Linked DNA regions of Homo sapiens: region 2 is linked to region 1. The links are chromatin contacts, found by Hi-C in ENCODE. All regions are on one chromosome and are shown on one strand. Each heading gives the region's core, a stretch centred on a gene start or an enhancer-like site at or near the end of the contact. The rest is flanking DNA. Distances are from core to core; before and after follow the strand shown. Region 1 overlaps SPICE1 (spindle and centriole associated protein 1). Region 2 holds the start of ZDHHC23 (zDHHC palmitoyltransferase 23).

Region 1 (3,100 bases), core at 420-2,919:
CTTTGTAAGTGGGAATGGCCATGTGATGACTTTCTGGCCAACAGGATATATGCCAGAACTTCTGGGTGACATGTAATAGGAGTAGCATGCACTGTTCTTCCTGTTTCCTGCTGGCTGGCATATAGCTGAATGAAGCTGCTATGGCCATTTTGTATTCAGAGACAGAAGCTGTGTAATAAAGGACTGCAGAGTTCCCTACCAGCTACCACTTTCCTCTCAACTGTTTAATAAACAGAAACAAATTTGTTTGTTTAAAGCAAAACATATAGGAGGGTATTTTTTTATTTCCAGAAGCTTAAACTATACTCTAACACACAACCTAAGTGTTCACCAATAAAGCACAGGATAAATAAATTGTGGTACATCTATATGCTAATGGCCATCAAAAAGAAAAGGTAGATGTCTAAGCACTGACAGGAAATTATCCCAAGATATGCTGGTAGAGAGAAAATACCTGAATCCTGATGAGAGCTGAGGTGCTCAACCCCTGCAGCACATTCAAATTACATAGGAACTGTCTAAAAAACACCTACATGGGGCCACATCCTAGGTCAACTAAATCTGAATCTCTGGGTATAGAGTCCAGATATAGTTATATATATATGCATACATACATAGAGAGAGAGAGAGAGAAAGAGAGCTTTTTTTTTTTTTTTTTTTTTTGAGACAGAGTCTCACTCTGTTGCCCAGGCTGGAGTGCAGTGGCACAATCTCAGCTCACTGCAACCCGGATTCAAGCGATTCTCCTGCCTCAGCCTCCTGAGTAGCTGGGACTACAGGCACCTGCCACTGTACCCAGCTAATCTTTAGGGCTTTTTTTTTTTTTTGGTTTTGCTGTTGTTGTTTTTGAGACAGGCTGGAGTGCAATGGACCAATCTCGGCTCACTGCAACCTCCGCCTCCCAGGTTCAAGCAATTCTCCCACCTCAGCCTCCCAAGTAGCTGGGATTACAGGCACCCGCCATCATGCTCAGCTAATTTCTGTATTTTTGTAGAGATGGGGTTTCACCATGTTGGCCAGGCTGGTCTTGAACTCCTGACCTCAGGTGATCTGCCCGCCTTGGCCTCCCAAAATGCTGGGATTACAGGCATGAGCTGCCACACCCAGCTGTTATATATTTTTTTAATGGAGCTTCTTGACCCTGACTGATTCTAATGTGCAGTGAGAGTTGAGAACCACTATACTAGTGCCTGAGGCAGCAGATCTACAAAAAGAAGGCAAAGAAACATCACTCATCGTCTCTCACCACCCTTCTTTAAACACCTACTTCTACCACATCTATAACTTGTATGAGAAATTCAGGACATGAGCAGGAACCACTAGAGAAAGGAAAATAAGCCCAGAGTCTGATGCAATCCAAGCAGGCTGCCTTTTTTCGTGGTGAGATCTGTGTTTTTAGGCCTTTCACTGAGAATTACCCCATAACATTTAAATGTATGCGACTTGTCCAAGATCACCAAAAGATACTTACCTGTAAAGAAGCATTCTCTCAATCAAGCCACTGTTCTTTTCTCAAGCTCATGTAAACATTTATTTGGGAGATATTATTCTTCCTGATGATGTCTAAGACTGAGACTTTATTTCAATAAGAAGCCTAACAAATTCCTCAAAAGAAAATGTATGATTCAAAGCTGCCGTGAAAGGTCAGACAGCTAAGTGCTGTACATAAGCTTCAATATGAACAAGGAGCAACACTACAGACAAAGCACATTCCTTCACAATGACTTCAGCTCAAATTTAAAAAGGTTATTTGCTGTAGTTTCCTCTTATTTCCCATATTGTTTATCCCTACATATCTGATTACTTATCTGAACACCCCACGTCTGGCAAAAGGTTAAGCCAAAGACAAGTTGCTTATTACTCAGTTGGACAAGCATACAACATCATTTTTTTTTCAAAGTAACCTAACAGCACTGCTGTTAAACTGAGAAAAATAATTATAGCAGCTTATATATAAAAAGAGGAATAAGAAAAGATTGTGCTAATCACTTTACTGAGAAAAATTATTATAGCAGCTTATATACAAAAAGAGGAATAAGCAAAGATTGTGCTATTCACTTTGTAAGTATTATATCACTGAAATCTCATAGCAATACAAGCAAATAATAATTTTAAATATGAGAAAATTCAGGCTGAAAAGTTAAATAATTTACTTAGGGTCACACAGCTGGTAAGTAGTAGAACAGGAATTCAAACCACCAAACCAGACTCCAGTCACCACTCTGTTGCTTTTTTTGAAGTCCACATGTAGATTATTGAATAAGAATGCAGTGATTACTAGAGTCTCTCCAACGTGAATCAAATTGAAGAAAAACAAAGAACCCTATTTATCTCCTTTTTTTCTTTCTAACTCTAATGCAGTTTAGCATTACCTCCTTCATGATAGACAATCTTCTTTTCTCAAGATTTAAAGTTTCTGGTTTCTGCTTCCTCCATTTTCTCTTCAAAGCTTTTTCTTGGAGTTCCCAGTGTACTAATGCTCTATTCTTCGATTTGTGTATTTCATGACGGCGTACCTATACAGAAGAGAAAAGTACATAAAGGAATGTTTCAGACACAAAGAAGTTGCCTATTCAGATGATGAGATCACCTACTCTAGTTCATCACTTTTTAAACTTTTTCTGGTCCAATATGTGCATGTTTATATATATTCATAGCCAAAATTTTCAGTCCCCTAAATTTTCAAAAATGATCTTAAAGAAAGCAGTATATAGAACTGGTAAACCTACCTAAAAGATGTACAGAAAGAAATAATAATTTCTACTACTTTTCTGCAAGACTATCCAGCAAACTAGTGTTTTTCAAACCACAGGTTGGGACTCACTTAATGGATGATAAAATCAATTCATGGGTCAAAACCAGCATTTTTTTTTAACATACACATACACACATATACACACACTAACTGAGCACAATGTAAAAGGTACAAAATCCACCGAGTCATCTTTGGCAAAGACACACTCATTTCATGATCATCACACTACTACCAAGAAATAATAATGTAGTGTTTATAGCCCTTCAATGGCCTCATGTGGGAGTGGGTCACTGAAAATACAGAAGTCAGGGAAATAGAGTTCCTGAAGTACAAGAAGAGATACGC
Region 2 (3,100 bases), core at 308-2,807, 450 kb after region 1:
TACTGACTATCAAGTTTTAACTCAGATGCAAGCTTTGGCTCTTTCATAAAAAGTTTTTATGCATATGTGTCTCCATACAAGTGGCTCATTAAAATAAGAACTTTGTAAACTGACTTAAAATCAGATATTTTTTCAAGAGTTAGGGAAAGTTGAAGTGTTTTACTGTTTTGTCTCTTGAGCCCTTTCTCTGGGGAAAAAATACATATCCATCTATCTATCTATATATAAACTGTGTATACATTCTTACTGTTTGAACAACTATTGCCTTTAATTAAATGTTTCATTTTTCTCCAGAGTCCCCAAAGCCACATGGCATTATTATAGTCATTTTTGAGATGCCTGTAGAGAATGAAAGTATTGACTCCGTTAGAGGGAAAATGGGTTTCTCTGGGTGAATTCCAACGAAGCATACCTAGGGGTAACAGTGAACCTACCTGGGTTTGTTTTGTTTTGGTAAGGATTTATGTAGTGTCTGGCTGTAAGCAAGAATGAGTGGATTATAAACTTGAAGATTTCTCTGTTAAAGTCACAAAAATGATCGACAAACAATATTTTTGTGATGTTTATTTAAACGTTGTATTTTATAACATACTTCAAGGAAGAGTATCGAAGTAAGTTGCTTTATAAATTAAGACTAAATTCGTATGGATGCAGAATTCAATTAATAAAATTTGAGCCTGTTACGTAAATTGAATATTAATAAAATTGAAAATTTCTGAGTTGTAGTTTTTCTTCTTTTTCTACTTAAAAACAAAACTAGAAAGCCTGCGGTAGTGAAACGTGTACATGGGCCCACACTCTTTAAAGAAATTTTGTGCAATAATAAAACCCAAAAAGGACTCTCATCTCAGGGCAGTTTCATCTCAAATACACAGACGACTGGAACAAAAGTACTAGCGAGGCCTGCTGGTCCAATGTAAAGGCTGCTAGCCAGAAATCATGAAACGAACAGGTTGCTAAATGAACAGATCCGGCAGCAGTGATGGGCCTTTAAGAGAAGGTCAGCGAAACTGGGGGAGGTACTTGGATAACATTTTGCGGTGGAAAGCTCCCTCACCGCCTGTTGCCGGAGTCTGAATGAAGGCTGGCGGCTCCACGGTCTCACGTAGTTCGGAAATCCTCCGGGTTCCCGGGTTTCCCGTATTTCCGTCTCCGCACCTCGTCCGCACCCCGGGGCTCCGGAGGCTGTCCCACCGGCGCGCCGCCCGCAGGCACCGGCGGCGCCCGGCTGCCGCCTCTGGGGCGGGGCGGGGCGTGGCGTGGCGGGGCAGGCCGGAGGTGCGGGACCCACCTCCTGCCCCTGCCTCCTGGACGCGCTCTCGGGAGCCGATTTTCCCCTTCCCGGCGCCAGGGCCGCGGGCCAGGAGGAGGAGCCTCGCCCGCGGGCACCGCGGGGAGGCGGGCGGCGCACGTGCGGACAGGCGGGGAACCCCGGCGCCGGGGGCGGGGCACCCGGAAGCGCGCGTGGACCTGGCGCACCGAGCCGGGCGGGCGGAGGGGCGGTTGGGACGGCGCGGGGAGGCGGGCGCGCCGCCCGGGCCGCGGCGGGCTGTGGTCACAGGTGGGCGGCTGCGGCGAGGGAGCGGCCGAGCGGAGCCCGGGTCCCGGAGACTCCTGCCGTCACGCCCGGGGCTCCGCGTAGCAGAGATCGGGAGACGCGTCTGTGCCTCCGGGGAAGCCGACCCATCTCCCCTCCGCCTCTTTGGCTGCAGTTGCACCTCCGGCCAGAGGGCAGGTAACTTCCCTTCCAAGGTCATTCTCCTGGCGGGGTGGTGCGCGAGGCCCGCCCACGTCCTCCGGATTGGCGGGGGCGGGAGAGGCGCACCCTGCAAGGGGCCCGACCAGTTGGGCTGGACCGCGACCCCTGAGCACTGCCAGGGAGCCTGGTGTGTCAGCCGCTGCTAGCGGGCATATGCTTCGCCTTTCCCTATAGCCCCGAGGCTGAGTTCCCACCAGCGCCCAGGCTTGGAGCGGAGACCGCTCGGCCCTCCCAGCCTGCACCCGCAGGTGAGCGCAACCGCCCGCGCCCCGGCTGTCCCGGACGCGTGGTCGGCTGTCGCCATAGGAACGGCTGGTGCCCAGACGGCGCCTGCCCAGGCTGGGAAGGGGCGGTGAAGGCAGCTCAGACCTCCAAGAACCCTGGAGCCCCCTGTGTGGCCAGGCGGAGCCACAGAAGCCTGATGAAAACGGGACCCCCTCCCCCTCTCTCTTCTCATTTTTGATTGCTCAGGCGTTGGAGGTTAAGCAGAGAGAGAGAGGCGTGGACCTATTTACGAGATGTAAGTTGTGTTCTTTCCACCTTTACCTTCTGAGGGCTTCTTACGCCTCATGGTGACAGGTGCAAATCATGACACAGAAGGGCAGTATGAAGCCTGTGAAGAAAAAGAAAACCGAAGAACCTGAATTGGAGCCCCTGTGCTGCTGCGAGTACATAGATCGGAATGGGGAAAAGAACCACGTGGCTACTTGTTTGTGTGATTGTCAAGATCTGGATGAAGGGTGTGATCGGTAAGAACAGAGCATTTCTTGACGCTGGCCCCATCACCCTTCTGAGAACTGCCATGTGTACTTTCAACCTAGCCACCCAGAATGCTAGAATTTGCTCTTGATTCTATTTCCAAGCATCTAAAATGAGAGTTGGCTTCTGTGTCAAGTGTGAGGATTTTAGAAAGATGGATTACGCAGTAGTGCACAGCTGTCTGTCTGCTCTGTTTTATAGGATATTATTTTTCGTTTAAAGAGAGATGAGGGAGAGAACAGGCAGTTTAAAGGGATAGTAGGCAAGTTAGTATAAAATAAAATGCAAGCCAGCAGAATCTGTAAGTTTAAAATGAACACAATAGTTCCAGAAAGTTCCTGCCTTCTCAGAGGTCTCAGCATTTAGAGACTGACTACTTGGGACTGGGTGGCACCTGACCACAGAGGGCCTTGTGGGTTGAAATTTCATTTTCCTGCTGTTAGTACTGGTCTTGCCCCTTGTTTCTGGGGAGGAACTCCAGCCAGAAGGCATGTATCTCCCCTGGATTCACAGTTTTCAGTGCGACCAGCAACACTCTTGATTGATCATACTGTATTTGGCTTTTATTTTCCAAGTGATGGA

What was found. Hi-C counts contacts between places; a loop is a spot of excess contacts on that map. Pooled maps may share reads with other maps.
Region 2: a map of CD4-positive, alpha-beta T cell shows a loop between it and region 1 (2.5-fold over the local background). The contact joins the promoter of ZDHHC23 here to the enhancer-like site in region 1. A Hi-C loop is called at or near these places in 1 of 168 maps with a recorded cell type or tissue (CD4-positive, alpha-beta T cell) and 1 of 50 pooled maps.

What each region holds. Positions count from the first base shown.
Region 1 is chr3:113,497,067-113,500,166 of GRCh38, forward strand. It overlaps SPICE1 (spindle and centriole associated protein 1), which reads right to left. Exons shown (of 18, transcript NM_144718.4): 4 at 2,373-2,516. It overlaps SPICE1-CFAP44 (SPICE1-CFAP44 readthrough (NMD candidate)), which reads right to left. Exons shown (of 52, transcript NR_183050.1): 4 at 2,373-2,516. Among named protein-coding and RNA genes, the nearest start is that of SPICE1, 17 kb to the right of the region's middle. Within about 2 kb of position 1,670, at least 3 of the 41 ENCODE cell types and tissues checked have a DNase peak (open chromatin) inside an H3K27ac peak, as active enhancers do.
Region 2 is chr3:113,946,456-113,949,555 of GRCh38, forward strand. ZDHHC23 (zDHHC palmitoyltransferase 23) reads left to right here and starts at 1,558. Exons shown (of 5, transcript NM_001320466.2): 1 at 1,558-1,735; 2 at 2,231-2,508. The coding sequence starts at 2,348. It overlaps GRAMD1C (GRAM domain containing 1C), which reads left to right. Exons shown (of 18, transcript NM_017577.5): 18 at 1-719. RefSeq lists an enhancer at 976-1,476 and silencers at 1,191-1,690, 2,041-2,140.